Regions from separate parts of the Homo sapiens genome. Here region 1 is linked to region 2. The links are chromatin loops, found by intact Hi-C in ENCODE. Cell type or tissue: breast epithelium. All regions are shown on one strand. Links, peaks and the distances in the headings refer to the core of each region. The heading gives the core; the rest is flanking DNA.

Region 1 (5,380 bases), core at 313-5,312, 450 kb after region 2:
TGCTGGGTCTGAATGCAGGCTGGGCCCTCCTGGCTCAAGGTAGCACTTGCCAAGGTCCCATGTGGTCGAACAGTCTTTGTGCTGGAGTGGTCCTGTCTTCCGGGCTGGGCACCCTCCACCCCATGTCTCTGTCATTGCCATGATCTGTTCATGTGTCTATCTCCCCCATCAGACCATGCCTTCCCTTGGTTGTCTTGATGTCCTGACCCATGGCATGGCGACCAGGTCAGGGTCCATGCTCAATAAATGCTGGCTGGTCCACGTAGTGAATTCTCGCCTGAATCCCCTCAGGGCCTTGCATAGAGCTTGTTTTCTGATTGTCAGAGAGGATGCCACCAAGGGCAGATGGCAGGACACTGAGTGTCTGGGGGGAGATTCAGGACACAAGAGAGGCACAGCTAGGATAAGGCTCCGAGCAGCTCAGAGGCTGCAGTGAGTGTGCTCTGCGCAGACAGGAGCAGGCAGTCGGCACCAGGCGTTTTCAGCTGCGGAGTTTCGCCTGTCTTACCCCACCCTGAAAGCCTGGATCCAAGGCACAATTGGTCCCAGGGTGGCTTTTAGTGTGCAAGGCTGAGAACCAGAGGGGTAAACCATAATGCCTGCAACTGGGTCACCAGAACCGAATTCAGGGAGACCCTGGGGGCTGAGAGCCTCTGCTCCCTTCCACTTCTGTGACGATGACTCAGCTTCACACACCCATATCTGCTCATCACTGTGGTGGGGGAAGTGGGAGAAAGAAAGGTTTTCCCCCAAGAACAAGCTAGTTCTGGGGAAGAGCTGTGAGCTGGTGAGCTGGGGCTAGGACAGGCTCCGTCACGGAGAGAAGACCTAGTTGCACCCCAGGGTACCTCCATGAAAGCCACCCACAGCCATCCCCATTTTTAGCTTGCGTTGCTCTGTGCTTGCACTGGGCCATCTGTTTTGCATAAGGGGCAACCCCCGAAAGCACTGTTGAACCCTCCATGTTTAGGTGCACAGCTTGTGAAAGAAGATGTGGTGAAGCCTCTTGCTTAGTGCTCCTCACACTGGATCTGACCGCTGACCACTCGGATGAACTAGAAACCCAGAGCTGAGAGGAGCGGGGAAGAGGCAGCGCTCACTGCAAGGCCATGCTCTGCCTTCCCTCCAACAACAGGCTGTTTCCTTCACCTCCAAAGTTCCTTTGTGCCCACAAGCAAAGTAGAGATGCTACCTAGTGCAGTATGGCAGCACTCCCTAGCAGACCATTTAATTCCTGGTCCCCAAAGCATTGGACCCAAATGCTTAAAAAAGCATTCTGCAATTCACAAACTCAGATGGATTTTGTTTGTTGTAGAAAGAAACTAGCCTGTTGTGCTACTGAGCATGCTTCAGTGGTCCCTCAGGTCTCAGCTCAAAGTCACCTCAGTAGGGGCTTCCCTGACACCACATCTCAAACAGCCCCTTCCCTTTCCCCCGTCATCTGCTTCATCCTCTTCAAAGCTCTTATCAGCGCCTACATTGATATTGTTTATCGGTAGATTATCTCCCTTCTCCCATGTCATTCCATTCCAAGGGGGCAGATTTTATTTTTGTCTGTTCCCTGTGGTGCCCCATGCCCAGCATGGGGCCTGACACCAGCATATGCCTAGGCATAGTGTGTTGCACAGACACAGGGACTGCGGTGTGTTAGAGAGACACAGGGACTGCGGTGTGTTAGAGAGACACAGGGACTGCGGTGTGTTGGACACACACATGGATTGCAGGGACAGGGTACAGGCTTGAGGAGATGGCTTGGTTCCTCTCGGGGATACCCTGATGCCCTCCTGCTACCTCCTGGTCAAGGGGTGCCCAGCTTGGCCTGGCACCCAGTGGGGAAGACCCACCCCAGATACAGACCTCCTGATGGGATGTACCTGGCACTTGCTCAAAGCCACTCAGAGCCATGGAAACAGGGCATGGGGTAAATTTACACAAAGGGGTCATTCATTCGTTGTTCTCCAGGGCACTGGCTGGGGCCCAACTTTCACCCTCAGGAGGGGCTGCTCAGGAACTTGTGGACGGGGTGGCTCAGGTTTTCAAGAAGCAGCCCTTTGGACACTTGGGCCCAGGTCTGGGTGGGCAAAGCTGGGTTTGGGCTGCCTGGAGTCCTGCAGGGAACTCATTGCTCACAGAGGGAGGGCTCTGCCAGCAGCCTGCAGCCCCACATCCCCCGAGGGGACCAAGTCCCACAGAGGCATGTGGTGGGGAGAGGAGGTGTGGGCTACACTGGGTGGGGCTGGCTTTTGGAGTTGGGACTTGGTGCTCCAGCCCCGGTACCTGAGTCTCTCTTGGTGACAGGTGCCCATCTAGGCAGATTCCTTCACCTTTTAACTAACAACCCATCCCCAATCTGAGCAATCTCTGAAGGTGCGGAGCACACTTGACAGCGACAAATGCTACACTCAAATGAAATTAAGTGATATTCCTTTACGCGGCTTTTTTTTTTTTTTTTAATTTTAAGCAACACCAATAATTCCAACTGCAAAGGCTAAGGGAAAAAAAAAAAGGCAAAAACACCCCACCTCCTCCGAGCGGAGCGCCAGAGGTCGGCTCTGGGATTTGCATGACAAAAGCACTCTACAAACAACAACAAATTGCCAGCTTGTCGGGGGCCGCAGGGCGCGCGCGACAACTGGCGCGTTCCTCTGGGCGGCGCTGGGCTCCGAGACCCGCGGGAGGGGCCCGCGGCAGATGCTCGGGGACCGGCCCGACGGGGGCGGGGCAGCGGGGTTCCGGCCTCCATAGCAACCGAGCTGTGACCATGGCCAGAGAGATGGCTCGGCAGCCGCCACCTCCCACTCTGGACAGGCGCGAGGGGCGGGGCGGAGGGCGCGGGCAGCGCAGAGCAGGGAGAGGGACGCGGGGCGGGAGGCAGGAAGCTGGGGGACGGAATTGGGCGGCTTCTCCCCTCCTGCTCGCGTGCAGCCGCCGTGACCTTAGACCTGGCCGGCGTCCACGGGCATACCATGCGGGCACCAGGCAGGCCGTGAGCTGCCCTTGGTCCAGCAGCCGGGCCTCCTTCTGGCCGCGCGTGCTTCCTGGCTGGGCTGGGAGGTGGAGCGTGTGATGAGGCAGCGGCCGGCTCCCCCAAAGTGAGGCCCAGGCAGATGGCTGGCCAGAGCTAAATTGATTCCTAATGATTTGTGTCTCTCCCCTGCCCGGCAACGGGTAACTTTTCATTAGAGACACAGATGTCTTCATAAGGCGATGCCAGGGCCCTCCCACGACAGCCCCAGCACCCCTCCACTCCACTGCAGACATGGGGGGTGTCACACGGGTGAGAAGGTGGGAGGACTGAAGGGTCCAGAAGGAGGCCTGCCACACCCAGCAGTCTGCTGTCTCCAGGATGCAAGTGTCAGCCACCCACTCCCCCCAGACCAGGGCAGCTCCTGACCTGCTCTTGCAGTGGCCACTGGGGCCACCTCCTAGGCCCTAGGCTGTGTGGGTGCTCCAGCATCACTCCCTCCCTGGCAGGCCTGTCTGGTGGCCATCACTCCACAGCCTTCCTGCCATGCCCAAGACCCGCCCCCCACCCCCCACCCGGCCTCCACTCACTGTCCCCAGAGTAAGTCTGCCACCCACCCCTGCAGATCCAAGTCTCACCTGTCCACTGCCAACCTTCAAATTCTGTCCAAGGCCCGTGGCCATGGGTTTCCCATATCTTCCTGGGCTTCGACCACTATTTCTGTCTACATATCCCCTCACCATGTCACCTCGTCTATGCCATGTTCACTGTCTCCCTGGCAGAGCCTTAGTGGACAGGGAGGCAGAGGCTCACTTTCTCCTGCAGTCATGTTGCACTTCTCCTGTGGCACTTACAACCCACGGTCCTGGTGAGAATGCTTTTTTTGTGTGCTTCCCCCACCATTTCCTCCTGCACTACTTCATTTGGTGGGTGATGACTGCTCCCACGGCGGGCTGGGCTGTGTGTTAAAGGCCAGACACGTTCCCTCCTCTCCCTTCCAGGCTCTTGCAAGCTGCAGTCTGAGCTGACCCCTCTGTATCCTCCCCGTTCCTGCGCCGCACACTTCATGCATAGCAGGTGCTCACTGGAGATTTAGGGGAAGGGAACCACAGTATCTTGGTGTCCACTATAGCAGTTTGTCATTTTGAGATCAGTAGTTCTCTCTGGGATCCTCTTGTAAAACACTAAGCCCCTGAGGGGTCAGGTGAGTGAGGGGTGGATGCTAGGGTCCCCATCTCACAGAGAGAATCTGTCATCTTGTTTCTTGCCTGGGGGCACGACTCTGTCAAGTGGTAGAGGCGCTGAAGTCCAATCCAATTGACCTCTTGGTTGTTGGGGGCCAGCCTGGCTTGCCAGGTGCTGAGAACTCCAAATAGCACACACAATTACCAGACCCAGTCCTGAGGCCCCCACATGGCAGCCAGAGGAGAAAGGAGGCTGGCTTTGGGGCACTCAGCTCCCCATGGTGTGAACTCCCCAGCCTGGGATCCAAGGCCCTCCCAGCCCCATCCAGCTAGACTGATCCATCTAACTCCCGTGCTCTAAGCCACACCTGCTCTCTTCTTGCTCGGCTCCCTTCATGGACCCTGGCAATTTTGTCTCACTCACTCCTCCTTGGCATCTTTGGTCTTCATAGGTCCCCCCTTCTGATACTCTCCCCATTCTTGCCTGTCTAGGTAAATCCAACCCATGGTCCCCGACCAGATTAAGGATTCTGTCTAGTCTGTGGGTTCTTTCTCTCTGTCCATAAGTACAAGACTGCAAGAAGACTCTGACTTGTCACATTTCTCTCAGGACTCAGCAAAGATGCATTTGGATGTGCTAGTGGATGTGAGGTTGCAAGTACCTCTGCCTGCCTTGCCAACAGCCACACGCCACTGTGGCCCCTGGCCTCAGTGCTCTTGTGCAGCCTGTGACCACACAGCACATGCTACAGAGCTTGAACAATGTGTTGCTGCAAGATGGGAGATCCAAATTCTTGTCCTAGCTGTGCTGCCCTTTTTCCATCTGTAAATTTTTGGCTATTGAAAACATGTCTCAAGATGGTAGATGGGAATAGGTTTTCAGAAGGATTAAAAACAGACAAACAGAAACAAATAAAAGACCACGGTGAGTGAGTCAGGGATAAAAGCTGATGAGGTGAGCCGCTGTGAGAGCAAGGTGTTTCCATTGCTCACAGCTGTGTCCTCTGCACTAAGCTTGGTACATAGTAGGTGCTCAGTAAGCCCTGGTTGAGTGAATGCAGCTGCACGGTCTTGCCAGTGTCCTTATAAGAGACAGCATGGATGAGGCGGGTGACTGGAGAAAACTAGGATCACTCTGAGTCTATGATTGGGGTCAGTCTGGGATAGGAGATTTGGATTCTTTCCCCCACACCTTGTAGGGTGTGAACCCATGACCTCAGTCTCAGTGACC
Region 2 (5,380 bases), core at 198-5,197:
CTATTTGGATGCCTTTTACTTTTTTTTCTTGTCTAATTGCTCTGGCTATAACTTCCAGCACTACGTTGAATAAAAGTGGTGTAGTGGTAATCTTTTTCTTGTTTCTGATCCTAGAGGAAAAGCATTTAACTTTTCACCATTGAGTATAATGTCAGCTGTGGGCTTTTCATATATGACCTTTATTGTGTTGAGGTACATGTTTTCTGTGCCTAATTTGTTGAGAGTTTTTACTATGAAAGGATGTTGAATATTGTCAAATGCCTTTTCTACATCTATTGAGATGATCACCACGGTTTTTATTGAACAAATGTCTGCTGTTTTACATGTATATATGAAAAAATATCTATTTTATATATTCTTTTATATATGTCTTTTTAGGAATTAACATTTAGACATATTTAGTCAATTTTATCTCAGATATCTTTTGAAAGAGAAATAGTTGAATTTTTTTATCCATTGTGTCCAAAGACACTGTATTCTAACAAGGTGGGAAAGACTGATAAAATGGCACATTTTAAAAAATGAACATTCCAGTTAATTTCTTATAAAAAGATATGACTTTGGAGACAGAAAAGCTGCTTTTCTTGACTTCAGAAGTGCAAGATGGGCAGAAATGGAACCTAGAATTTTGTCATAGTGGTTTAGACAGTGCTTGTTAACCAGTGCTCCTCAGGCTATAAGGTACACGTTAATCACCTGAGCAGCTTGATAAAATGCAGAATCGAATCCACATCTAGAGTGCGGCTCAGGATTTTGCATGTCTTAGAAGTTCCCAGATGATACCAGTGCTGCTGTCCCTGGACCACACTTAGACTTCCTTCCTGACAGTAAGTTTTTCTCTTTTTATGGCAGGTTGATTATATAGAAAGGTTAAACCCAGTGTAGACAACTATTCATGAAGTGTACTTTGATAAGAAAGGTATGCCGTTGACAAAGCTTGCTGTAGTTGTGAAGCATTTGATGTAAGACTATTAACTAAGTGAAAGGCTATGAATTCTTGAAGTTTTATCCTGACTTCCCTTTTATATGAATGTAATGCCTGTATTTTTCAGAAGACTGAAAAGCCTATAATAAGCTGCATTCATCATTGGTAAATAGAGTGCTCATTTTACTTTTTTTTTTTTTTTTTTTTGAGACGGAGTCTCGCTCTGTCACCAGGCTGGAGTGCAGTGGTGCGAACTCGGCTCACTGCAACCTCTGCCTCCCGGGTTCAAGCGATTATCCTGCCTCAGCCTCCTGAGTAGCTGGGATTATAGGCACATGCCACCACGACCAGCTAATTTTTGTATTTTTAGTAGAGATGGGGTTTCACCATGTTAGCCAGGATGGTCTCGATCTCTTGACCTTGTGATCCACCCGCCTCGGCCTCCCAAAGTGCTGGAATTATAGGCATGAGCCACCATGCACAGCCGAGTGCTCATTTTTCTTATGCGACTTTTGACCAATTCAGATTTTGAATGATAAGTGAACGCGAAATAAGGAATCATCCCATTTTTTGAGTCAGTTGGACGTTTACTCACCTCAGGCTTCTGGAAAGATCTTGGTTGTCAAATTAGAGCAGGGACACAAACCGTTTGGTATGATTAATAGTTTGAATAGCAAAAGGGACAGATTTCAATATATATACTTTAACATATTTAAAAATATGTATACCCACACATACATGTATAATTTTTTTCTCCTGAATTCTTATAAAGCTCTGTACCTGAGGAGAGAGAGAGCCTTTCTAGCCTTTTTAAAAGGAGATAGAGGCCAGGTGTGGTGGCTCATGCCTGTAATCCCAGCACTTTAGGAGGTTGAGGTGGACTGCCGACTTGAGATCAGGAGTTCGAGACTAGCGTGGCCAACGTGGTAAAACCCTATCTCAACCTAAAATACAAAAACCAGCCAGGCCTGGTGGTGGATGCCTGCAATCCCAGCTACTCGGGAGGCTGAGGCAGGAGAATCACTTGAACCCAGGAGGCGGAGGTTGCAGTGAGCTGAGACTGCGCCACTGCACTCTAGCCTGGGCGACAGACAGAGCAAGACTCCATCTCAAAATAAATAAACATGTATATAAATATTAATTAATTAAATGAGATAGAAAAAGTCAGTAATACTCTCATGGAAATAGACATATAAAACACATTTTTTAAAATTATAAAATTTTGATATTTATTCATAATTACTCTTACCCTATTCACAAATATAGAAGAGGCATTTACATTTTACTACTGTATGGTCAGTTCTGCTATAAGGAGACATTTGCATTTCTAAAAATCACCATACCATGCAGAATCATTACTAAAGACCCCAGGAAGCTTATGGGAAAAATAGGTTTAGAAGTACAACAATAAAAAGAAATTGTTTAGTGAAACATTAAGAAAAAAAAGAACCTAATAAAAATGATAGAACAGTTGTACATGCATTATGTTATAAAGAAATTCATAAATACTACAATAAATATGGTACTTTGCCTTGAAAAAACTGAAGTATGCTTGTGGAAGTTAATATTGAAAGGGTTGCAGCTTCTGAGTTATTGTAAAATGGTATAGGGAAGGTTGCTGAAGTGGGATATAAAGTTGTAACACCATCTATTAGTAGGTATGGCTTATAACACAAAGGGAACTGAAATAGCTGGAAGATATTTAAGATGTGAGGCCTGTTGGCGCATATTTTAAATATTTCTACTGGGCTTGGTCAGCTAGATGTAGTTTTCTGCCTGCACCTGGTGTTTCTCACAGTGATATTCACGTTATGCTCAAATTGCTTCCAAATACATCAAATGCACAGGAACGAATTTTGGTTTTCTGAACAAGTGGTGTAGCAGAACTGACTGTATATGAAATTTCACGCTTTGTTAGAGACATAGAACAAACCTTTAATTTTACTGCAATTCAGTTCCACAGGCAGTAGGGGGAGTAGTAGGTTCACAAATCGCAGCACCACTGACGAGTGCTTTTCTTAGTTTTGCAGCTATACGTATGGTAAATTATCATTTTATAGTTACAGTTATAAGCAATTTGGTAGAAAAAGACAGCTAAATTGTGCAGTGTTGCTTTTGTTTTCATTTTATAATCTGAATGTATTTTTTAATGAGAAAACAAAATCCAGATTAATTTTTAATAGGAGTAACCCTTTCTGTGGCTTAGTCTTGTGCCACCCACTAGACCTTGCATTTCACTTTTAATTGATCTCTTGTGTATGGTAGAAATTAGCCATCATATAGCTGAGACATTATGTCTGTATACTGGGGAGCGAATGTTTTTAGCTATATTATTGTGACTCTTACTGCTTAATAAAAGGGAGATTTAACAGGTGACTTGATCGACACATATGTTAATTTAAAATTTCTCTACCAATTCATAGAGACAGAACATTCCCAAATTTTATTCCAGGAATCAGCCCTAGAAATGATGCCAAAGCAAATTTAATTCCCTTAGCCTTATTAGAATTTGTTACAGTGTTATGCAGACTGCTCCCTGGGTATAGGAATCAGGGCCCATCAGACATCTTTATGTAAAACACTTGGTGTGCACTGAAGGAGCTAACAATGTACCTGGGCAGAGTGCCTTCCTTGTTTGTTTGGGGCATGTATATTGAAAGGGAATGTCATATATTATAAATAGTACCTAACCCTTGCTATAATGATTGCTGTAATCCAACTTTGTATGCATATTTATTATGAAAGGATAGATTTGCCTTTTATAAAGGAACAAAAATTTTGTTTGTAGTATTTTATTTAAGTGTACAACTACTTTCATTATAGAACCTTTCTTAGCTGATGTGTTGACTTGCTCAGCATTGATACCTGCTGATGCCCAAGTGGTGATCTGTGTGTCTTAAAACACAGTCTGTCATTCTACATGGTTTATATATTTCAGAGCCATTATCTGAACTAGGGGCCAGATAAAGATAAACTGCTTCATCACTGATAATGTTAAGTCCAGTAGTCTTGCAATACCTGTAATCTTTATTTGATTAATATAAATAGATCATATCAGTGTTTTTAACCAGAGTGGGGAGTTATTTAGCATTGTTCATTGCTTTTAAGTTATTTTTGAACAATTTTTGCACAGGTGGTATAGATAGAACTAGAAAACAAGTCATTTGGGTGTTGGAAAACTGAATAATACTGTGATTTAATTGATGCCAGTTGGAGAAAAAGAAGAAATTTTGTTTTGATGGATAACATAGTCCTTAACTTTATTCAGTGTGGTTTCTCTTTTATTATATATAGGTTATCCTAACTTAATTCATTTGTATTATACCATATGCCATTTTGGATTCACTTCAAAGAGTAATCAAATCAGGAACTAATCATGAGATATTATTCTCTGGTAAAGTAAATTTCATGTTTCCTTAAAATGTAACTGGTATGTATTAGCACTTTCCTGTTAAAAAGTGACATCATTTAACACTATTATCATGATGCTGTAAACAGTAGTAGGACGATAAACTTTCTTGGAGCATTAACTCTTGTTATTTAAGTGTAAAAATTCAACATTATGATTTGAAAATACTGAAAATGATTGGAAGAATTGGATGTTTATCAATTGTCTTACCTACACTTCATAAACTATATAGTACCAAATATGTGTGCATACTCTACTGGATAATAATCATGTTTGTAAAATGGGACTGCTGTAGAACCTCATGTCATACTGTTTTTCTTGAATAGCTAAGAAGTAGAAATTTGGGGATCTCCAGCCTCTGTATTGAATTTGAAGCTGTGGTAGAATATAAGGTCATGGGGGCCAGGCGCGGTGGCTCACACCTGTAATCCCAGCACTTTAGGAGGACAAGGCGGGCGGATCACAAGATCAGGAGATCGAGACCATCCTGGCTAACACGGTGAAACCCCATCTCTACTAAAAACACAAAAATATTAGCCAGGCATGGTGGCGGGCGCCTCTGTTCCCAGCTACTCAGGAGGCTGAGGCAGGAGAATGGCGTGAACCCGGGAGGCGGAGCTTGCAGTGAGCTGGGATCACGCCACTGCATTCCAGCCTAGGCAACAGAGTGAGACTCTGTCTCAAAAAAAAAATACAAGGTCATGGGGAAGTAGCACAAACAGAGTAGGTTCTTGGACATTATCTTAGGGAGTATGTCCATTTAATGATGGGTAAAGAAAAGGATATCAGTGAAAGAGATTTAAGGAGCAATCAGTAAGGAAGAAACAGAATGAACCAGTAACTGCGAAACCAGGAGAGGAGATCTGTTGAAGAAGGAAGTGACCAGCAAAGAGGATAAAACCCCAAATCAGGTTGTTACATTTAACAATTAATAGATTAAAGAATACTTGTCAAGAATCCAGTTTAAATAGAGTGAGTGATGGAAAACATATAGGGCCAAAAAGTAAACTGGAACTGAGGAAACAGAGACTGTGAATATAGATTAA

Evidence for each region. A loop is a pair of places that touch in the nucleus more often than their neighbours do. Peaks named below come from ENCODE experiments on the same cell type or tissue, not always from the same donor. Only the 100,000 strongest peaks of a DNase experiment are listed, where the experiment ranks them.
Region 1: it touches region 2 in a loop (18-fold over the local background); 6 of 110 quality-filtered maps call a loop at or near these places.

Annotation. Positions count from the first base shown.
Region 1 is chr18:37,391,421-37,396,800 of GRCh38, forward strand. The region is part of intron 2 of CELF4 (CUGBP Elav-like family member 4); the gene reads right to left. Among named protein-coding and RNA genes, the nearest start is that of SNORA111, 72 kb to the right of the region's middle. In breast epithelium, for the core only: no CTCF peak of the experiment used is centred there; a DNase peak (open chromatin) is centred at 2,821; H3K4me3 peaks cover 1,163 bases; H3K27ac peaks cover 1,303 bases; H3K27me3 peaks cover 432 bases.
Region 2 is chr18:36,939,563-36,944,942 of GRCh38, forward strand. All of the region lies in intron 5 of KIAA1328, which reads left to right. Among named protein-coding and RNA genes, the nearest start is that of KIAA1328, 110 kb to the left of the region's middle. In breast epithelium, for the core only: no CTCF peak of the experiment used is centred there; no DNase peak of the experiment used is centred there.